Regions from separate parts of the Homo sapiens genome. Here region 1 is linked to region 2. A link is a loop called in an ENCODE intact Hi-C map of the cell type or tissue named here. Cell type or tissue: Calu3. All regions are shown on one strand. Links, peaks and the distances in the headings refer to the core of each region. The heading gives the core; the rest is flanking DNA.

Evidence for each region. Hi-C counts contacts between places; a loop is a spot of excess contacts. Peaks named below come from ENCODE experiments on the same cell type or tissue, not always from the same donor. Only the 100,000 strongest peaks of a DNase experiment are listed, where the experiment ranks them.
Region 1: a loop joins it to region 2, with 2.5 times the contacts of the local background. A loop is called at or near these places in 2 of 110 quality-filtered maps.

The regions. Positions count from the first base shown.
Region 1 is chr1:239,229,721-239,242,048 of GRCh38, forward strand. No RefSeq gene overlaps it. Among named protein-coding and RNA genes, the nearest start is that of CHRM3, 150 kb to the right of the region's middle. In Calu3, for the core only: no CTCF peak of the experiment used is centred there; no DNase peak of the experiment used is centred there.
Region 2 is chr1:239,892,129-239,904,456 of GRCh38, forward strand. The region is part of intron 6 of CHRM3 (cholinergic receptor muscarinic 3); the gene reads left to right. It overlaps CHRM3-AS1 (CHRM3 antisense RNA 1), which reads right to left and starts at 7,744. Exons shown (of 2, transcript NR_046582.1): 1 at 7,636-7,744; 2 at 5,891-6,264. In Calu3, for the core only: a CTCF peak has its summit at 6,195 (motif pointing left); a DNase peak (open chromatin) is centred at 6,173.

The sequences.
Region 1 (12,328 bases), core at 2,056-10,055, 660 kb before region 2:
TCAAATAGATCACAGAAGATTTCAGAAGAGAAAATGATAATGCAAAAAATTTTAGAAATTAGAATATTCTCATAGCAATGAGAGAAGATGCTTTACTAATTATAAAAGAAGAAAAGCAATAAAAAAGAGAGAACAATAAAAATTTTCTTAAAATAAAAACTATTATAATAACTAAAACATTTAAAACTATTGTTGAGAAAATGTTCCAAAAAATAAGTCAAAAGGAATAATGGGAATAAGATCGAATAAAATGACAGAATAAACAGATTTTCAGGCATGCTAGTTCTTGAAATATTAACCTCATGGGTACCACACTAATTATCATGAAGGCATTGAAAACTGTATTCCATTAAAACAACATATCAGGAAGATAACATAGAATCCAATAAAGAGAGGATCCAACACAGGAATCAAGCAAGGAGACATCCCAGGATGTGAATGGCAGGCAAAGACAGAGAAGAGATGTGTCCTTGAGCTAGAAAACAATCAGTCCAGGTAAGACCAGAAGAACATAGTCTCCCCACAAGGGGAATAAAAGCCAAACTTTTAAAATGGAATCAATAGATTACTTCATTAGAAGAGTATTAGAGTCCCATTGGAGAATTTGGGAGAATATGAGATACATTCACAGAAAATTTAGCACATATTTAGCATATAATTAGAAGTGTAGAAGAACACAGATATAAAACTAAGAAAATATGAGTAGAAGAATATGGATATAAAACCCATAAAATATTAATTTAAATATTAACCTTTAAAAATATAAAACTAATCAAGTAAAATATTAAATCAATTAAAAAACAAACCAACAATCCAATGAAACCCAGTAGGTAAATGATATGAAGAGATGATCTATAGAAATATAAACCCAAGGGGCTAATGTGCATGAGAAAAACCTCACTGGAAACTAGAGAAATTATAATTCGAGAAATCGAAAGTAAAGTAAAAGTCAGCCGTCATTTCAGCACCATAGGAAATGGGTAAAGATATAAAAGTCTTGCAATACCAAGTATTGTAAATGATGTAGGCCAAGGGGATAGTTTTATGTTGGGTCCAAGAGTATAAATTTGTCCAGCTGCTTTGGAGAACAATTAGGCATATGTAGTAAGGCTGAAACTTCTTTAATCCAGGATTGAAGTACTGAAGAAACTGTTGGGAGTTTGTCTTGCAGACATCCGTTGACATTTACTAGTCATAGCAATATGAGGCATTGTTTCTAGATACGTGTGAATTTGTTGAAAGTATAGAAACAGGCTTGGCATGATAAACATCAAATTCAGAATTAAAGTTAATTGAGAAGCGAAAGAAGGAAATGGAATTTTGCTGAGGATAGGGTACATTAACTGAATCTATGAGTGCTCTGAAGCTAAAGTAGCAATCTAAGTAAGTTTTTTGTTTTTTTTTTAAATGGGTCGCTATATGATTGTGTATGATATTAGGTTAGTGCAAAAGTAATTGTGGTTTTTGTCATTACTTTTCTGCATGCTAGAAGTATTTCTAAATTAAGAAAAAAATGGGTAGGTAGGTCATGAAAAAATTGATATTTGTATCAAACCAGTATGAAGTGTGCAGAGACAGAAAGAATGTGATGAGCCAGTAGACTGAAGAGGGCAAACAAACCCATGAGATACTCTGTAGATGGATGACAATGCAGATGACATTTCAGACCAACAGGAAGAACACAGTGTAGGAAACAACAGGAAATGGCTCCCAGGTCACAAGTGTTGGAGTGAACCTTAGGAGGATGCTAACTAGTTTTCTCCCAGCGACGCCTGTAATGAATATCAGTGAATCAGAGACCAGAGCTCATCCTCTGGCTCTGCCATTCACTGGGGAGTTTAGTAAGAAAATCAGTGTATCACCCCACCATAGTTTTCTTCTCTGTAAAAGACAGGTCAGCGCTAAGAAACTTCAATGCTATTACATTTGCATGAGGAGATTTGTGGCTTCCACCTTTAGAATGCACAAGATGACTCTTGGTTTCTAATTGCATTCTTTTATTCCTAAAATTATAATGGCAAATTATCTGACCCCTCACAAGCTATTACACTGTTTTTCCTTTCCCGTATCTCCCCATCAGCACTTTCTAGCCTTGTTCTCTTGAAATGTTATGGTCTCTATTGGTTTTCAACACTTCCTTTAATTCTTAGTTTTCTCAGGCTAAACCAAATTCAGTTTTTTCTACCCTTTTCTTAAATGTTTGTTCCAGGGCATTTCATTCATTAACAGGAGAACAATTTCCAGAAATGTTTTGGAAACAAGTGTATGAAATATGATCAAAGTGCAATGCTATTAATAATCACACCTGAGCTTGACATGTTCTCCCATTCATATTAAAAAGAGAATCTATATGTATTTATGCTGTATTTGTATAAGGTAATTCCCATTTCAAAGGCAAAATAAAAACTAGGAAAGTAAATATCTTGATAACTTATTTGATTTAAAAAAAGAAACTTATTAAATCACTACATAACTTCAACAACAGCAGAAGAAATATCTTTTACAACTAAAGCCTAGATCACACTCAGACCATTTGAACTGGGAAAGCTGACTTAGGTAATGTGACCTAGAATCTTGACAAACAGATATTTGTCCTAAACAAAGATTTATTTTAATAATTGCTTCACATTTAATATTTGCTAAGTTAACTGTAGTATTCCAGTACTGCTCCTGTATATGAGTATTTATATATGAAATTAATATGAAATTTATGATATATATTAATTAAAATATTAATTATATATGAAATTAATATGAAATTTGATATATGTTAATTTCATATATAAATACTCATATATAGGAGCAGTACTGGAGTAGTATATATATGAAATCTATATACTATATATAAGTATATAGTATATAGACTATATACTACATACATAGTATATATATGAAATCTATATATTATTCATACCTATTCATATATTTCATATAATAATATATATAGAATATTAATTTAATTGTGTTGAATCTGGATATGCATATACGTCAAATTTTCTTAGAGTTTAATGTGGTATTGTCACATCTTCAGAGTGTTGTATACCTTGGAATTCAAGAGTAAAGAAGCAATGAGGAAAGGTAAACTAATAGGCACCTTCTTTGAAAGGATGAATGATGCCTTTGAATAGAGGCAAAACTCCAATGAAATAAAAATAAGCAAAAGTATAAAATGCCATATAAATACGTAAAAGGAAAATAAATCTGGGACCCCAAAATCAGTAAACCAAGAGGAAAGTCAAGCAGGGAGCTATGTCAGGTAAACCTGCCTCCCATTTTATCCCTAAATAAGATAGCTACAAAGATAAAAAAAAGCTACAGACCTCCTTCACAATTTGCCCTCAAGGAAATTCCTTGAGGGCCTGAAGATCTTTACCCTAAGCCAGTTCTGTTGAATTTCGCCCGCAATGTAAACTGATAGCTTATCTTTACAGGTGCAGGACAGAAAGTTATTTCTCTGCTCACCTGAGACAAATGCATATCTAATTGCTTCCTCTACCCTATTGTTTATGTAGAAATGCAGATTCACTGAGCTAGACTAAATTGAGTATTCAGTGAAAGGCTGATCAGGACTCAAAAGAATCCAACCTTTTGTCCCTCCTTTCTGGACCTAACCAATGTACACATTACATATATTCCTTTATGTCTCATGTTTCCCTAAAATGTGTAAAAGCAAGCTGTACCCCGATCACATTGGAGACATGTCATCAGAACCTCCTGAGGCTGTGTCATTGGGAAGATAAACTTTCTAAATTGATTGAGACTGATCTTAGATATTTGGGGTTCACAATTATAAGAATTTGTTTTTATGCTGCTTTGGTGATGGGGGTAAAATTAATGAGTTTAATATAAAATTATAATCCTTCAGATTGTATAATTCCTCTGTGATCAATTTCATCTTCCTTCCAAACAAAGCACCTTGATGTAAAAACTGTGAATTGTTAGGTAAAGGAAGACAGAAGCACAAGTGTAATTTGGATGTAAAATAAACAAAGCAGTGAATTTGCCAAGCAAAGAAACGCAGAAATGCCCTACAGTAGAATTTCAGACTAACCCAGCTTCAAGGGATAATGACCCTTGAGCAACCCTTAACAGGAAGTCACAAAGTCAGATTGTGAAATCCAGAGAGCTCAGAGGAATTCTAGAATTGGCAGCCAATTGGATGGCCTCGTACCTGCCCTGGTTATATTCTAAGAGCTCTGATTCTTTAGATGAAAGAAAGAACCAGAAATCTCTGGACTGTGACAATCCTTCAAGTAAAGTGAGTAACAATGGGGGTTTGTTTCAGAACAGAGCCCACCCTGAGCCGAGGGCTACAAAGGGAAAGTTGGAAAAGAATATACAGAATATCAGAGTGTCAGCCATGTTATTCACAGGGATACTATTTAAGACAGTAGCCATTAGCTATAGGTGGCTATTTAAATTTAAATGCCTTAAAAATAAATAAAATTAAAGATGCAGTCCCTTGGTTGCACTTACCACATTTAAGTGCCCTGTGGCTGACACAGTAGACAGTACAGACACGGGGTATTTCAATTGTCTGGGCAGTCTTGCCACTCAAAGTGTGGCCTACGAATCAGCAGCATTGGCTTCACATAGACATTTTAAGAAATGCAGAAACTTAGGCCCCATTGCATCTTAATGTAAACTGTGTGCACCTTAAAGTGTAAGGAGTACTGGCCTAAGGCTCATTCCAGAACTCCAGTCATTGAAAGATAAACCAAATGCAAATCAGAAAGCTGAGACAAAAAGCTGACTCAATAGATTGTACAAGAACTGTCTATGAGCCCACTCCCCTGGGTTCATCCAAATGACTTTAGATTCCTGGCTTATGGTTGTATAACTATTTTCAAACACTTTTTGTAGAGCTAAGATAATGACTATTCTGCTTTGCTCCAGGTTGTCTAGGTAACATTTATGTGTAGCATATATACAAACAAACAAATAACATTTATCAAGCACTTACTATTTGTCTGACACTAAATTGTGCAGTTAATAGGCATTTTTAAAATGATTTCACGTAAGTGATTTTCAAACAAGTTCCTTTAGAATCAGTTTTTACTGATGATATAATTGATCCTCAACAAGGACAAAAATCATGCCCAAGAACACATGGTTAATAAATGGTAGAACTACTTTTGTACAAAAGTAGCTCTATGTTTTTATTTTATTTTTTCAATCCACAGAGTTAGAAGATGTGTTATTATTTTTGTTCAGGGCCTAGACTTCCTAGCCATAATTATTACTGTAGTAGAAATTAAACAAAAGATTTAAGATTCATTACTAAGAGAATCTGAATGAGAAAGATTTTGTGCCTGGACTCAGCACTGGTGAAAAACTTCCTCAAAATTTTAGTCTTCCAAAGAGGCTCTAATTGGCGTTAGCAGAGATTCTGCCCTTGAAGTGACTCTCAGTTTTCATCTCTGTGAATTTAGAAATCTGAATTTCGATTACTTTCTTACTTAACGAAGGTTTACCTGTCTTCCTTGCTGCAAAAGCAGCAAATAAAGCTGGTGTTTTGTAGGTGATTTTTTTCATTTTTAAGCAAACAATAAAAGCAACTGTTCTCTTGGTGGAAATTTTTTTTTAAAAAAAATACAAGCTATAGAGAAAAAAGGAAATGTAATGAAGATTAGCCATGAAATTCTCATTAAGCATAGAATAATTCCATTTATATTTCTGTTACAGGAAAGGGGTCCTGATCCAGACCCCAAGAGAAGGTTCTTGGATCTTGCTCAAGAAAGAATTCAGGACAAGTCAGCAGTGCAAAGTGAAAGCAAGTTTATTAAGAAAGTAAAGGAGTAAGAGAATGGCCACTCCATAGAGAGAGCAGCCCTGAGGGCTGCTGGTTGCCCATTTTTTTTGGTTATTTTTGATGATATGCTAAAATAAGGGGTGGATTATTCATGCCTCTGCCTCCCTGTTTTAGACCATATAGGGTAACTTCCCAACATTGCCATGGCATTTGTGCTCTGTGATGGTGCTGGTGGGAGTATAGTAGTGAGGACAATCAAAGGTCACTCTTGTCGCCATTTTGGTTTTGGTGGGTTTTGGCAGGCTCCTTACTGAAACCTGTTTTATCAGCAAAGTCTTTATGATCTGTATTTTGTGCTGACCTCCTATCTCATCCTGTGACTTAGAATGCCTTAACCATCTAGGAATGCAGCCCGGTAGGTCTCAGCCTCATTTTACCCAGATCCTATTTAAGATGGAGTTGCTCTGATTCGCACACCTCTGACAGCTCTTCGCCCTCAACTATTTATATATTTTTTCAGTTTAATCTATCTTAAACTTTTGAATGTTTATTTCATACATTCTAAGTTGGTTTATATTTTATAATGTATTCTAAATATCTACTTAATACTTTAAATGTAAATGCATGATTTTTAACAAAATATTTTAATAGATGTTAGTGCACAATATTTTTATATTTTATGATATAAACAACTTCAGAAATTATCATCTGTCCATTTGTTCATGGATTTGAACAAGTGACTCAGATAATTAAGTATTTTTAGCCTAAGGAGCAGAAGTTTTAATGACTTTCATGTGGATAAATTTTTTGCAGCAGCAGGATGTAGATCTAGGGTGAGTGAATGATTAAACAACACTGGTGACAAATTCTAAAGCAATAATTTCTATTTATTTATTTTCTTTTTTTTGAGACAGAGTATTGCTCTGTTGCCCAGGCTGGAATGCAGTTGTGCGATCTCAGTTCACTGCAACCTCTGCCTCCTGGGTTCAAGCGATTCTCCTGCCTCAGCCTCCTGAGTAGCTGGGACTACAGGCGAATGCCACCACACCCAGCTAATTTTTTTGTATTTTTAGTAGAGATGGGGTTTCACCATGTTAACCAGGGTGATCTTGATCTCCTGACTTTGTGATCTGCCCGCCTGGGCCTCCCATAGTGCTGGGATTACAGGGCTGAGCCACCGCGCCCAGCCTAAAGCAATAATTTCTAATAATATACTCTTTAAAAAAGTTAATCTCAAAACAATAAGTTAAAAACAAATGAGAAATTCAGATGCTGGATTGTAGGTGAGCTGGTCACCTCCTGGGAGAACTCATTCATTCCTTATTCAGAGCAAAATGTTCTAGGTTGATCAAGGGAGAACTGACATTCTGAAAGCTATGCCAAGGGCAGGGGTTTTAGGGGTGAAGATCAAAGCAGCGCTGAGTGTTCTTCCTTTTAGCAGTTTGTGTTTCTTTCCTCTCCAGCTGCAGCTATGATAAGGTAGACTAAAGATTACTTCTCCTTGTGGGTGCTCTTAAACTTAGAAGGTAAACCAATAGGCACAGTTTAGCCTGTTGTAAGGTACAAGTTCAAAATACCAAAACCTATTTTCTTTCTAGGCGATAACAATAAAAAAACAAAAGTGGAAATTTTGAAAAGTAATATTGAAAGAACTCAGGGTTAAATCTGCCAAAAGGGATGCAATGCCTATATAGTGGAAACCACATGACATTGCTAAGATGAATTAAAGACCTACATAAAGGACAGGTGTATTCATGGCCAAAGGATTTAATAATTTTAACATGACGAATGTTCCATAGATTCTACATAACTCAATCAAAATCTTAGTAGGCATTTTTTGGAAAATTTAAGAAGCTCATTCTAAAATTCATGTGGACTTACAATAATCCTATATTACCAAGACAATGTGGCATTTGTATTGAAAGAGATTAATAAAGTAAGTCCAGAAATGAACCCCACATATATATCAATAATTTTTTGGACAAGGGTCAAAGGCAACTCAGTGGAGGAAAAACAATGTTTTCAGGTAATGTTGCTGGAAATCTTGGATCCATACATACACACACACACACAATTTAATAACTTCAATTTATACCGAGCAACATACACAAAAAAAACTCAAAATAGATCACAAAGCTAAGTATAAAACCTAAAATTACAAAACTTCTAAAAGAAAACAAGTAAAAATCTACATAATCTTGGGTTATGCAAAGAATTCTTAGATATAACACCAAAACTACAAACTATAAAAGTACAAATTGATAAACTGGATGAAATCAAAATTAAACAAATTTGCTCTTTGAATGATACTGCTAAGGAAATAAAAAGCAAAGTCACAGATAGTGAGAACATTTCTGTAATTCATATATCTGATAAGGAACTTTTGTATCCAGAACATATAAAGAAGTCCTAAAATTCAGAAGGAAGAAAACAACTCAAATTTTTAAATGGTCAAAATATTTGAACAGATACATTATCCAAGAAGTATAATCATGGCAACTAAGCACATGAAAAGATGCTTATCATTATTTGTCAGTAGAAAAATACAAATAAAAATCACAGTGAGATAATACCGAGACAGCCAAGTAAAAATAGGTCCCTGGAGAACCTCTGACCGGCCTGGGCACTGGGAGGAATGGGCACTAGGTGGAGCCTCGGGAAGTTCGCGCAGATTGCACAGGGGCGGAACCTGGCCTGTCTTCTTCCGGGATGGAACGAGGAATTCAATCTACAAGGCCGGAAGCATATATACTAGCAGAACTTTTGCTCTTCTGAGAGTCCCTCTTTTCCTTCTTTTTTCCTTTTTACCCAATAAATTCCATTTTTCTCACCCTTCAAATGGTCTGCGAGCCTGATTTTTCGTGGTTGTGTGACAAGGACGCCTTCTTTAGCTGAATGAAGGAAAAGTCCTACAACACTATGTCACATCTATTTGAATAGCTAAAATTAAAAGGACTGGTCCTATCAGTATTCATTAGGATGTAGAGAAGCTAGAAATCTCATACAGTGCTCATGGGAATATGAAAAGGTGCAACCAATTTGGAAAATAGTTTGAAAGTTTCTTAAAAAGTTATATATGTAGCTATCATAAAACACAATCATTCCTGGACATTTATCCAAGAAAAATGAAAGCACGTGTCCATTTAAAGGTGTTTACATGAGTGCTCAAGCAGCTTTTTTGGTAATAATCCAAGCTGGAAACAGCCCAAATGTCTGTCAACAAGTGAATGGATAACAAATTGTGGTATATAGACAAGATGGAATACTATTAAGGAATAAAAAGGATAAATTCTTATTGATACATGCAACACCATGGATAAATTTTAAAATGGTGAGTTGAATGAAAGACACACAAAAAAATCATAAGATTCAATGTATTTAACAATCTAGGAAATGCAAACTACACTGTAGTTGCAGAAAGTCCATCAGTGATTGTGAGAAGTTGGGGTGGTGAGAAAGGTGAGATAGAAGGATTATCAACGGACATGAGAAAACTTTCGGGGGTGATTATTGTGTTATTATGTTATACTGAGTGTTCTGATGGTAATACTGGTGCATTTACATGTCAAAATTCACATTGTACATTTTAATATGTTCAGCCTATTATATAACAATTATACTTTAATAAAGTTATTTAAGCAAAAGATCACTTTGAATGATTGGGTAGCTGTAGAGAATAGGCTACTTAGAATCAATGAATTTAAAGATGAAATTCCATATAGGTCAATTAGTCCAAATCTTTATATGACACTTGAATTTTCTCTACAATATCAATAATCACCAGGCTGAACACCACAGAATTGAGAGACTTACTGTCTTCCAAGGCAACTCCTAACAACTTTGAGAGCTGTTAGATTTTGTTTTTTAATACTTGATTGTAAGGAGTCAAAATAATGGCCTCTGTGGTAGTCACACATGGATCCTTAACTAACTCTTTAGCATTTCAGGGCTTTCTTAAAAATATGCAACATATTTTAAGTTTAACCCTTCAAATATTTGGGGGAAAAAAATCAAGGTTCCATGAATTTTTCTTTTATAGGATAAAAAGCTCTAGGTACTCTATTCAGTAAATATTTATTGACCACCTACTATGTTCCAAACTCTATTTATGGTACTGAGAACAGAGTGGAGACAGGAGAAGATGTCATCTCTGACCTCATAAAAGGGAAGAGAAATGTTATGCAATTCATAACAAAATTTGATGCCATTTAGCATAGTATAGGGGCATGGCACAAACTACAAGATCATGTTACAATGTTTATAATCTAATTTAGTCATCAAGGAAGGCCATCTACACAATGTTAAGCTTCAGTTGAAACTTACAAATAAGTAAAAAGTTATTCATACAAAGATGGGTTTGAAGTGTGTTCCAGCCAGACTGGATACCATGTGTGTCTTATAAAGGAGCCAAAAATGGCCTGATGTGTTTCTTCTTCCCTACAGGATGGGACCCATTTGTTCACAATCTCACCAGCACCAAACTTAAATTTTACACATCCAGGTGTTTAAGCATAACCCAATTAAGCAGATTTTTAAAGCCATTTGGAGTCTATATGCTTTGCAAGTTTCATGAAACTATACCCAACATCTCCTAGCTATAGATAAGATAAACCCTGTAGCCATTAAAAAAAGAAAAGAAACGAAAAAAAAAAAAAACCATGCAAGCTACTGCTGCCCTTCTCAGCTCTCTGATCCAGGGACTCATTCTCTGTGCTGAGAAACATTACCGTTCTGAGTTGTGGCGTTCCTTCTCACTTTCCTCACTATGTCCTCTAGATGGTTTCATGCTGTTAGGGACTGTCTAGGCAAAGAGACAGCTTCTCCTTCACCTTCTGAAGGCTCATGGAAAATCATTGACAAAGGCAGATTTATTGGAGAGAAGGCACATAAATTTATTTGTTCACAGTTTTATGTGGTATGGGAGCCTAGAGAATGAAGACTCTACTATGTAGAGGAAAGTGTTCATTTTTATGCTTCAGTTCAACAAAATATGGACTGCCGTGTAGAAATAGGACTGGACAAAGAAGGAATGGTCTAATGCTAGCAGAGTGAGTGGGGAAGCCCAGCAAGGCCTGTCAGCTTCGGTTCTTCTTGGCCTCTCTGAGCAGCATTCCTGCATTATATGTATGGGGCAGGACCCCCTCTGGAATGGGGGTCTTACAACCCACAGTCAAACCAGGTGGGTCAAATAATTTCTTTATGGCCAGATTTTAGAAAGGAAGGTGAGAGGAAAGTTAGAGTAATATTTTTAGGTTTTATGTCTGGCTTGGGGGAATAGAGGTTCTGGTTTCTATGACCTGCTTTGGGGAAGAGAGATGCCAGTTTTTGTGTCTCGCCTTGGGAAAAAATAGCGAGCTACAGACAGGAGGGCAGGAGAAGGTCAGAGAGACTGCTTCTGAGGCCTTCATTTTGGAGTACTGTTTCTGATACCCTACAGGACTTCCCCTATATGCACACCTGTCAAAGCAGCAACCTAAATAAAGCTCATTGTGCACTATTGCTACCTAAGCATCCTTTTATTTTCCATGATCAGCCCCAAAATTCGTTTAACTCACCACAGACCAAAAGTGCAAATGTGAAAGAAAAAGAAGTGCTGAGCAACTTAAATGAATTTTTAAAATAATATATTATATGAAATAGGTTTTAGTTCTTAAAATATCCTATACTCTCATTTGGACACATTGATTTTAAAGAAAGAGTTCCTTGACTGAAAGTAGTATACACTTCCAATTAAACAGGATTGACACTTTCTATTCTTTAGATACTATTATTTACTCCTTGGTGCAAATTTGATTACCCATGTGATTGTTAACTTCTCATGCTAAAAAGTCATTGGATTTGCTGTTATCTAAGATTCCTGTCTCTTAACACATGCTCCTATTGTCATATTTCTACTGTTCTATATTTGTGTGATTTTTGCTAAACAAAAGTGTGAAGACTGTTTTTTTCTCTCTCTCCACATATATATATATACTCAAAAAACTTGTAAGCATTTATCACTAATTAAATATTTACATTAATATCTTCATATATTTATTTATTAATTGTATTGTCCATTTACCACATTATTCTGGTATCCTGGCCAGGTTAATTCCAACCTTAACCCTTTATGATTTAATAATTGTGATTTATTATTTTTCTCTACATGTCTAAAATTTAATAATCAGTATATACTGACATTATTATATATTTACTAACATTATTCAAAAAAGGAAAAATTAAAATGTTTTCTTTTATATTAGTTCCTTAAGATAAAGTTCTTATGAACATACAACGCAGGTGTTCAACAAATGTCAAAAGTAAATTTCATAACCTACTTCTTTAAGCAACACACTTAGTGGCCCAGAACAATATATTATGAATGTTATACCTCACTGCATTGCTTCCAAAATGTATGTCAGTTACAGATATAGGCCTTCTCATATTGCATGTTCTTCCCATTTATAAGTAAATAACAGTGCCCATGCAATGTATCTGTCCTAGTAAAATGTGGAAGTTCAAATATATTTTTTCTAAATAATCACCTGAAATTACTAATTGTTGATTATATTCTCTAAAGAGTTGATTAATTAATTT
Region 2 (12,328 bases), core at 2,245-10,244:
TGACTGGTTCAACTTTATTCCTTTGGCCTGTTGTTTTTAATCCCGTAGAGCCAGAATTAATAGTGACATGAGCTTTAGTTTCCATTTGGTTTCAGGAAATTCAAAACAAGAGATCATTGTTTTCCAATATTTAATTATATAGGCTGTGCCAAAGTAGACATTTTATTATTATTTTATTTTGATTCTTGCAGTTTCTGTACTTGTTTCATTTTCACAGATAGGTGGTACTTTCATTGAAATAATCATCTTTTATTCTTGCGTACCAAGTTTAAAGAATTTAATTTACATTTTATGATTTAATCAAAATCTGAACATGACCTTGGAGTTTATTGTTTTAATAAAATTGTTTCCTTAGCTCCTGATCCATCTTAAACTTCATTGCAATCCTTGCATATTTATTAATTATTTGATTTTACACAGTTTTATGATGTGGGACAGATGGTTGATGACTAGCTCCTTTGACACTGGTAAAATGAGACATGCAGCTTTAATTTTTTATGAAAATTATAATAGATCTAGTGGGGAAAAATGAATCTAGAAACTAGCTATTTTTTTTCAGAGTATCTTAGATTTGTATTGGCCTCACTGATGCTGAGCTCTGCAACATTTCACTTAAAAGAGTCTTCAGCAAACACAGTGTCTCATGCACCTTCCTGTCCTGGAAATCCTATTTTAGCCAAGGACATAATGTGCCAACATCTGAATCCTGGACAGTGTCTCTTTATGTTTTGGGGTTATTTTTAAAGTGTGTGTGACATATAGATTTATTTGCACTGAATAGGAAAGATGTCCACAATATATTGTTTAATGAAAATAAAAAGCAAGCTAGAGCACATAATACACATTGGAGGGTTGGGTGTAAAATCTTGGATCAGACGGCTTTGGTTTAAGTCTTAACTCTGGCTTCCTAGGAGCTGTGTGACACTGGCCCAGTCTCAGAACCTTTCTGTGTCTTCATTTTCTCATCTGGTGACTAAATAATAGTCTCTTAATTCACAGGATCCTGGTGAGGATTAAATGAATTAATATGTATACACACAGCGAGCAGTGCCTGGCACACAGTGAGTGTTTAAAAATATGCATATGTCATTTTGCAAAAGAACACATTTTGGAAGAACATAACCATTCATCTAACAAATATTTACTTAGTAAACTGCTACCAGTGATTACCTCTAGGGCATGGGAATGAGAGAGGCAAGGGCAAGAGGACTGAGTTTCTGCTTTATAAGCTTAGGTATTGTTTTAAAATTTTGCTTGTTCATGGAAGATCTGCTTACTAGGGCAGAGATTAGGAAATAGACCTGAGAGCCAGCCTGTGTGTGTGGCATCCTGCATCTGTGTTTACAGTTAGCCGTGTGACTTGGGACAAGTCTTCAACTCCTTGGTACATCCATTTCTTCACCCTTAAAGTGGAAATCATAACAGTCCCCACCTCGTATGGCTATTGTGTGGATGAAATGAGTCACTACATGCATTTCACTTAGAAAAGCACAGAGGTTCCTTGAAGGACAGAAGTGATTGGCAGCTGTAGCAGTAGCAGAGGAAAGGGTAGGGTCAAAATCTGCAATGCCCTGAGGTTCTCATGATGTTTGTCTTTGAAATCATAAAAAAAAAAAAAAAAAAAGAATTTAGAAAACATGTCCCTGAAAAAACAATCGAAATCAAAATAAAATTGTAGGGTTTTTTTCTCATTTCCATAATTTCCTATTCATCTCACAATAGTTTTTAATCCCTTAGCCATGTATAAAATTCTTTGCTCGGTATCTTACCCAGTTTTTCCTATTGGTGAGGTTTTTCCGCTTTGTATCTTATCTCTTTCTTCACCTCCTCCACTTCTCCTTCTTCTTCGTCAGTAGAATTCACTTTGTTTTTAAGGGTCTTTTGCTCTCATCTTGTTGAGAGGAATCACAATGACTGTCTTTTTCTGGCCAGATTTGCTTTTCTAAGAAAAACTGATGACTAATAAAGCCATAGGCATCAAATATGGATCCACTAAACATTTTATCTACTAAGGAACCACTTTATTTTCATCACAGTTGGAGAGTCTAAGACAGATTTGGAAACTCAATAAAGGAAGGAAAAGGAAAAAAGCTTTTGATATTGTCTTCAAGGGATGAACAACCTAATAGTAAAATAAAAACGTATATATTCAACAAGGGATATTTCAAATATTTAAACAGGGAATGGCACAGGCGCAAGTGGATGCCTTGTGGTGGCCGCCTTGCCGGCATGCCCAGGGACCTCAGCCGTGAGTGTGTGCAGGAAGCAGGAGAGAAGATTCCCATTTATTTTATTTTATTTATTTATTTATTTTTATTTTTTGAGATGGAGTCTCACTCTGTCATTCAGGTTGGAGTGCAGTAGCACGATCTCAGCTCACTGCAACCTCTGCCTCCCAGGTTCAAGCGATTCTCGTGCCTCAGCCTGCCAAGTAGCTGGCATTACAGGTGTGTGCCACCATACCTGGCTAATTTTTTTGTTTTTAGTAGAGACGGGGTTTCACCATGTTATCCAGGCTGGTCTCGAACTCATGCGCTCAAGTGATCAGCCCACCCTGACCTCCCAAAGTGGTGGTATTACAGGCATGAGCCACCGCGCCCGACCGAGAAGTCTTCCATTTATAAAGCTTAACCCACCAACAACTGTATCAGAGGCTTTACCTCCTGTTTCATTGAATCACTTAACCATACAGTATTACTAGTCTTCATTTTCTGGTGTTGCACAGAGGATCCCAGAGATGTAATAACTAACCTGAAGTCTCACGGCTCATAAGTGAGGAGCCAGGACACAAATTCAGGCTGTCTAGCACCTTGCAAGACCCTCTGGTGCCTTCAGTATATGGCAAGCATTCACTGCCCTGGAAGATAAATTCGAGGGCAGCAAAGAACAATTACAAAACAATTTCTGTATTATGTGATGCTCCTTTTCCTCAGAAAAATCTAGCTGGATTGTGTCCATGACCAGATGGACATTTGAAGAGATGATGTGTTTACGGAGAACTCACCTCTTTTTCTCTGCAGCAGTAGAGGTTGAAGCAGTTCCACGACAACTGCCCACGTATGTAGGGATGCCCCTTCTCCTGGCTGTACTTCCTTTCTATGCTGAAAGATGGATTCCACTGAATTCTTTCGTTTCTTGGGTCCATCCCTCCCGAGTGCCACTGGGAGAGTTTGGGAGAAAGCCCGAATTTGTTTCTCAGCCCTCCTTCCAGCTGCCTCTGCAGTCTCCAGTCCTCTGCTCTCCATCCTTCCAAGTTACTGCTCATCGGACACAACCTCCATTCCTGCCTTTTCACAGATCTTGCTTTCTCGAGCCCTTCTGTTACTGGTTCTCCCATCCAAAGGGTAACTATTACAAATTGTTCTACCCTATAGACACATACATGCATATGTTTATTACAGCACTGTTCACAATAGCAAAGACATGGAATCAATCAACCTAAATGCCCCTCATCAATAGATTGGATTTTTTTTAAATGTAGTACACATACACTGTGGAATACTATGCAGCCATAAAAAATGAGATCATGTCCTTTGCAGCAACATGGATGAAGCTGAAAGCCATTATCCTAAGCAAAGTAATGCAAGAACAGAAAACCAAACACGGCGTGTTCTCACTTATAAGTGGGAGCTGAGCATTGAGTACACATAGACACAAAGAAGGGAACAACATATACCAGGGCCATACATGAGTGTGGAGGGTGGGTGGAGGGAAAGGATTGAAAATCTCCTGTTGGGTACTATGCTCATTACATGAGTGACAAAATAATCTGTAAACCAAACCCCCACAACACATAATTTACCTATGTAACAAACCTGCCCATGTACCCCTGAACCTCGAGGTTAAAAAACAACAACAAAATGTAACTATTCATCTCAATTAAAACAGAGTAGAGGCAATCGTTCTAGGTCTGCTCTGGGAAAGACATTTATGCTAACTCTCAAGGCACAAACTTGAGTAGGTGAAGATGAAAGTGTCCCTCCGGGGTCTGTGCCGTCCTGGGAGAGACACAGTGAAGTGCTCTGTGAGGTAACAGGAATATGTGCAGAGTGCATCGGGGACATAGGCTCTTCCCTCTGTTTGGAATGCTGTGTCCTCTCTTGACTACATGGCAGCTTGGAGTCTTATTCCTCAAGACTCACAAAATGTCCTTATCTTTGCTACCACCACATCAACTCAAGCAAAGCTAATCATCTATACTGCTCCTTCCACTGCAATTATTTTGTTTAGTTCATGGCATTGCCAACAAGTGGTTTTCCAGAACAAGAACCACATCCCCAGTCTAAGCCTTGTAGGCAGTACTCAAACACATTTACTGTGTGAAATAATGATTGAAGAGTTGAACACGTGAATATGAGATTCCTTTTTTGCTGGGTGGGTGAAGAATGTGATTTCCAGAGAAGTGGGACCTGATTCTTGAAGAGATGTGGAGTTTGCCTCATTAATTAGTATCAGGACATTTTCCTGGTTTTCCTGAGAAACACAACTCTACATTTTTCTGGGTCTGTATGATCTCCCTTTAGAGCAGGGTTTCTCAGCTTCGGCACTATCAACATCTTAGCAGCCTTAATTCTTTGTGGGGAGCTGTCCTGTGCATTGTAGGATGTTTATCAGCATTGATAGCGTCTGCCTACTATATGTCAGTAGCACATTTTCCCCAGGTTGTGACAAGAAAAGTGGCTCCAGACATTGCCCAATATCCCCTAGGGCAGAGTCACCCTGGGTTGAAAACCACTGCTTTATACTCAACAAATGTTAGCTCTTGTTAGGCATGAAAAAGACCTTGCTGTAAAGTCAACCAGCCATAGAAAAATTATGGAATTGATTTTACCATTTTTGAGAAACTGCTGTGGGCCAGTCAGGCTATACTGGGTGCTTTATACAGATTCTATTTCATCCTCAAGTATTATAATCCTCATTTTGTAGATGAGGATGTAGGATCAGAGTGCCTAGGCAATGTGCCCACGTGGCAGAATCGGGTGTACTTCCTGGCCCTGCATGCTATGGCAGGTTGTTAGGCGTTTAATGCGCGCCTCCCACATTGCTTCTACTCTCTTTGCAAATATACAGTTCTATCTGCGTGCATGAGTTGGGGCGTGCAAATAGGCTGAAGTCTGAAGGGAAATCAGATGTGTGGAACATGTCCAGATATAAAAATAAATACTCTGATAAATATGGACCTGGAAAAAAAAAGCGATCACGAGTCTAACTTAATCATGAAAGCATAAATATTAAGCCAAAGGAATTTTCTTCACCAGGTGTCCTTTCAGTACCTAAACTGACATATTAGAAATATTTAGTCCAAATGACTGTTTTCACTAGATTTTTCATCAGAATAACTTCCACAGTTATATTAGATCAGCTGGTATTTTAAAAGCACTGTTCTTTATCCTCCACTATAAAGGCACAGTATTAAAAACACATAATAATAAATACCTCTTTAAAATGTTGAACAGTAATCAGCAAATCTGTTTGCAGTGGAACAGAATCCAGCTGCACTCTTTCCCTGTTTCTCTCAGAAAAGAGTAACTTCAGCAACAAGGAGTCTGCCCTTTCTGGGTGAAGGGGTCATACTAATATTTAACAAGAACCTCTCCCGCCTGCTTTTCACTTCGTGCCATTTCTTTAGATATTCTAATGACAAAAGGTTTTAGACTTGCGAGTGCTAATGCAAGGAAACATCAGTCGAATCTAGGTTTTTGTTTTTGAGGAAAAACTGTTATTTCAGCAGCTACTGCTACACGTAAGAGGTCCTGATGCAAATCCTTTTCCAAGCACCCTGCATTGTTGTTGTCAAGGTCCATATTTATCAAATCAAGTAAAAACCCATGAAAAGTGGCAACCGAGGGAGGAGGCAGCAAGATAAATCAACTTTCTAAAAAAAAAATTCCCCTTTTTAAATAGAATTTTATTCCGGTTTTGGTGTTCAGAGATGTTTTGTTCACAATAAGAGCCATTGCTCCATATTAGGTAACATCTTTTCCCCCTTGCAGCTTCAAATGAATATCAAGAGCCAGGTTCACAAGTTGGATTCCCTTTAAAGACACGTTTGATTGCAAAGCTTTGTTGACTCTGTTTGATATCCTCCGCGAACTGCATGACTGAGCTAAGCTGAAGTTCCTGGTCACCAGCATGGGGAACGGGTAGCTGCTTCAGCGCCTGCTGGCAGAGAGGTCGTTCTCCGAGTCTGCTTTGCCACCTAGTGGTTTGATGTGGTATTGCCATTCACCAGGTAGTTTTAAAAGTCATTTTAGCCGTTGAATGCTATAGTGAATTATGACAGAAAACAGAGACACTCTAAGCAAAGAAGGCAGTCAGAGACCCAAAACAAGCCCTGAAAAATGACGCAGACTGGATTACAAATAGGGAAGAGGCACTAAATAGTTGGTCTGAGAAAAAACGCACGGCTGTATGTTGCAAAGATATTTTGGGTTTTTCCCATATCATCACTTAAAAAAATAATTATTATTATAGACGTAGAATTAATTTAGACTTCTAGAAAAATTTATACGCTTTTAATTGGTTCAGCAGGTTTAAAAATCGAGAGCCCTCAAACATTTTTCCCAAGTAGGTACTGCCCGGTTGGCTCAGAGGACATGAAATGAGTTTATCTCCTTGGAATTCATTATAACCAGAAGCCTCACATGTATATTGGCCTTGTCCGTTTCTGTAAGCAATCTCACATGTATTTCACACTGGATATTTACACATTTTTAAATTTTTTAAATTTACCTATATATTTCACAGACTTATAACCCCAGAAAAGTTATTTTTTGCCATAACTAGGGGGAAGAAGGCAAATTTCCTAGAACTAACCTTCAATTTCTCCTAAATTCAGTACTGTCAAACTTTTTTGTCTTTTTTCACATTTTTTGTTTCACCCTCTTCTTTTAAATATTAATAAAAGATGTCAAAATATCCACTGCAGTGGCTTTCCAACATTATTCAACACAAAATACATTGTACGTACATCATGACTATAGACATAATTTTATACGTGTGTGTATGTCGAGCAAAAATTTAATGAAGTGATATTGATTGTCATTATGTGGTATGCATTCTGATACGTCCTATTCAATTTGCTGTACATTTTTTTCTTTTTTAATTCTCATATTGGCCCACTAATTGGCTCTTGCATTTTGAACTCAGTGTGTGTGTGTGTGTGTGTGTGTGTGTGTGTATATACACACACGCATATATATCTATTGAATTTAGTGTGTGTGTATATATACATAAATACATATATACATATATAAACACATATACATATACACACATATACATATATACACACATATCTATACACATGTATGTATATGATATGTATATACATACGTATATATGTGTGTATATATACTCACACACATGTATATATACACACATACCAAGTTCAAAATGCAACAGCCAATTAGCGGACCAATTAGTGTGTGTGTGTAGTGTGTGTGTATATATATAGTAAGTTCAACATGCAATGTATATATACACTAAGTATATGTACATTGTATATAAGTAAGTATACTAAGTACATAGTATATATACACGATATAAGTACACTAAGTATATCGTATATATATACTAAGTATATATACATACACACAGATGTAACTTCCCCACAAAGGCACTGATGGTACCCACGTGCAGGATCTTGCGCAGTTTTCCACTTCTTGCCTGAGCTCTGGTGCCTGGAACACTTCAGTAACCATTCCCTGAATGTTGCACCCACAACCTGGCAGGGAGGGAGCCTGCTCTGACCCCAGAGAGGAGCCAGGCACCTGCCCCTGGTCTGCCCCTATCTGACCATGCCCTGAGCCCTCATGCAGGCTGCATTCCTAGAACTCTTGCCTGGGATTACTTATAAAGTGCGAAGGTCACTGGGCTGACAAGGATCTCTGTTCCCACCACCTGTTTATTCCTGAGCATTACAAGGAAAGACTTCCTGTAGGTCCCCTCACCAATATCATTCAATTCAATGAGTGTAGACTGTGAACTTCCTTGACTCAAAATATCCTAATGCTATGGAATAGCTGTTGAGTCAGGATGAGGAAGGAATATTAAACATAGGAATGATACCTTCTACTCAGAAAATCACCGTAAACTGAGGGCTCTTAGCCCGGGGTTATCACTGCTTCATTTGGGTCTGACCTACAGTCTTGATTCTCAGGAAGTTACATATTACCTATGAAATAATAGATATACCTGAAGTAAAACATTTGGTGACTCTCATTTCTAATAAGTACTTTTAGATATTCTTTTTTTTTTTTTTTTTTGAAATCCTTATGACCGGCTGATCACTTTCTCCTGTTGTCATCCTGGGTACCGATAGGACCTCCGTTGCTGAGCCTCCAGAGAACAGTCCTTTTAATGAGGCCGTGGCCCCAAGGCCTCGGAGAAGTTCATAGAAAATGTCTGAAAGAAGGTGGGAGGGATCTTGTTTCCTGGCCCTATAGGGACATTGTCTTCCTTGATAAAGCTGGGTACAGCCTTGATATGAATAGATTGGGGAGCACCAGGAATGTACCTCACCTGGGCTGTCGAGAAAAGACAGTGTGCTCAGAAGAGGTATGGCAGGTGCTGAATATTCCCTTGGAGGGACGAAGGCAAGAAAGGCCCCTACAGCAATGAGGGGAGAAAATCCACAACCCAAGTAGAACTAGGATTTCTTATGTGTGAGACAATACATTGCTCATTTACATGTAAAGTGTGTATAATATTTTTAATCCATCGTATTCAGGCGAGCAAGATCAGTCATTTCATTTTTGTATAACTTGCCTCGAAGCTGCCTGTTGTGGCCCCATTCTGCATAGCAAATCACCACAAACTTAGCAGCTTACAACAAGGTTCCCTGTTCAGGGTCTCAACACTGAAATCAAGGTGTTCGCCCAGCTGAGTTTACGTCTTAGGCAAGACTAAGGAAGAATTCATTACCACAGGCATTCAGGTCATCGGTGCTTCTGCCATGGTGACCTAGTGACCTCTGAGCAGCTGCCACCTCTGGGCACCAGACAGGAGGGCATGAGGCACGCATCTTCTTTGAGTCTGATCAATATTATCAGATGCGACCTCTTTTTCCTCCAACCTTCTCCGCATTTAAAAGCAACAGCAGAGTGTAAGGCAAGATTCCAAGCCCTCCTTGGCAACCATCACCAATATCTGCCCCCTTTTAACTCTCTTCTTCACTTCCTTCTGGCTTCGGAAACTTTGGGATTTTTTTTTTTTTCCTCATTCGGGACATTACAGATTGAGCTGAAGTCTTCTTTGTCCATCACCCTCAATCCTAATTTTATCTTCCTCCTCCAAAATACCACTGCTAATATATGATTTGCATGTAAATCTTTCTATCCTTCTATGACAATTTTAATTATATTAATATACTAAAGGTGGTATCTGTCTATATGTCTGTATACAACCTTTAGTATACAGGCATGTACAATCTTTAGTATACTATTGCTGTGTTTTATTGTAAACTAAATTTTATCGTGTTGTATTTGTCATCCCACAACTTGCCTTTCTTACTTAACAAAGTATTTTTAGATGGTTCTAAGTTAATATATATCTAGTTGATTGCTTTTATCTGCTGCATAGTATTCCCTTTTATGAATGACCTCATTTTTGAATTCATTTCAAAACGAATGGTCTTATAGATTTTCCTCATTTTTGTCATAAAAATAAATGCTTCAGTTAATAGCCTTGGGCGTGTCTCCTTGTGTACATACGAATGCAATAATTTCTAGAGGGTAGATACCTAGCAGTTGGATTGCTAGTTCATGGTGTACATGCCTTTTCAGTTTTAATTAATACTTCCAAATCACCTTTTTGTAGTACTTATTATCAATTTATTCACTCTGGATGTGGCAAGGGGAGATTTTTCTTATTTTCCTAGTGTGTAGGTCAGTATACCATGCATTGATGCTCAGAAGACCAAGTGTTTGCAGTTTCAAAGCCCTTATCTTTAAATCCCTTCTCTCTACCAGAGTATTTAAAATCTACTTTAAAAAGCAAAAAATGAGGAAACACTGGTTTCTTTCTCCCTGTGTTTCTAAAGTAACAACACAACCCTGAGAACACAAAAAGTTAGCATTGGGAGAAGGGAGGCAAGATCCCCGTTAATACTTCAGAGTATTAGCCTACAACACCACAATGCTTCTTATCTTCTCCATAATCTACAGATCAGGCGATAGTATTCTAGTTTTATAGATGAAGAAAGGTCGTCTCAAAATAGTCAAGTAATTTGGTAAGTTTATACATCTCCTGGGCCAACCCAGAACTCAGACCCAAATCAGCAAAACTCCAAAGAAAGACCACAGCTTTTCAACTCTGCTCTATTGCTTTCTAATAAAAAAAATTAATGACGATGAGAACATCATCTTTATTAATAGAGTGGTATTAATGTATCTCATCACATCAGAACCCCAAATGAGTACCCACGACTTCCTAAACATTTCTGTCTTCGTAGCTAGAAGTCACAGTGGGTTTTAGTAGTGTGCTTTGCTTAAAATTTCTGCTTCCCATTCAAAAGGCTTTATTTTCCTCAAAGTTATGTTCATATACCACATTCCCTTCTTTTCTCGTTGCTTTAATATCTGAGGTTCTTAGAAGGAAACCCAAGGGTAGCATTAGGACTGCCATGGTTATTGACTATTAACTCGTTAACTTATTAACTCTTGTCCTTTGGATGTTGTATCACATGGGTAAGCAAATGCCTATAAGTCATTTCCCTCTAATGGTTCTTGTCTACCTTTAAAATTTTTGCTCATCTCATACTGCACATCTATTGCATGACAGAAAAGGACTGGAACATTTTTAAATAAGGAAAAGCACATCTCTGAGAATTTCAGAAACGTATTAGATATTGAATGAATGTCAAAGTGTAAGAAGAATGATGGCCAATGGTAGATATGACAAAGAGTACAGGTCAAAGATAAACAGGTATTTAATTAACCTAATATAGAGAGCTAAACTCACCTATAGCTGACTTTCCTCAATTCTGGCTTCTTTCATTTTCTGTATTCAAACAAAGCATAATTGGACTAGAATACTATTCATTTGGGGGGGCTCTTCAGATTCACAGGATGAAATGAACTAAAAGAAAACAACTGACCTTAGGCTAATTTCGAAAATTTTTACTTATATTCTTCAACAATATAGGTCAACTGAGCAAATTAAATTGCTGTTGAATGTATACAAACATAATGTGATTATCCACAGAGAGTAATTTGATATTGCCTAAATAACTTTGTGTTTTTAAAAATCTTTTATTTGTATTCCATCTCTTACCTGGGGGTGAGTTTATGAAATGCAGAGGCTGTGGAATCCCTGAATTCCACAGCACCAGTCACCATAATCTAAAGCTAGCAGTGGTTAAATGAGCTTGTGCTGATATTGACAAAGACAGAACACCTTTTAGTTGCAGGTGACAGAAAGTATCTCTGGTAGCCCAGGCAACAAAGGAAAGGCAAGGTCAAGGAGGTGGTGTTCACCTCAGGAGTGGCTAAATTCAGGTTTCAAAGGACATCATCATCATGCTGTCTCTGTTTCCCATACTCCCTCCCATCTCTCTCCTTCCTTCATGCCTTTCCTCTATGTTTGCTTACTCTAGATTTCCCATGTGGTGGCAAATAGGGTGATCAGCACCTAGTAATTCCAAATATAAGAGAATCACTGTCTCATTCCAACATCCACATCAAATCTCCAAATCAACCCTCCTGCCTGGGTCTTCTTCATGTTCATTGTTGTGGTAGAGGAGCGAGGACCATCTGATTGATGCCTGTCCCAAACTACATACTGTGGGTGACAGGCTATTTCCAAAAAGACAGCTGAAAGAAAGACAAATAGTAGATACCCACTGCATGGCTTTAACCAACAAAGATGAAAGAAGAAAGAAGTATCATCAGCACAAATATGAATATAGCATCGGGATGATTGGGCATTACATTATTTATAATAAAACCAGCATGGCATAAGTCCTGAAAATGGGGCTACAGGACATGATTACCTCCCATGGGACATGAAAGCAGAGACCTAGATAGTAGAAATGAGGAAACGTAGCTGCTGTGTTCAGGAATCTCAGGAGTGAAGGAGATTTCAGAAAGAGAAAGGCCCTTCAGAGTACATGAGAAATAAACACAGGCCCGGTGCTGGAAAACCAAACTGGATGAATAAAGATGATAATCTAAAGAGGACCAAATGCCACTTATCGGCGTATGGGGCCGAGAGCATTTAAGAGGCACCCCAGACTCCCCAGTAGACCAATAGTAATAGTAGTTATTAACCTCAGAGACAGGGTGTTGACCTGATTAAAGGCACATCTGTCCTTGTGAATATACATAGT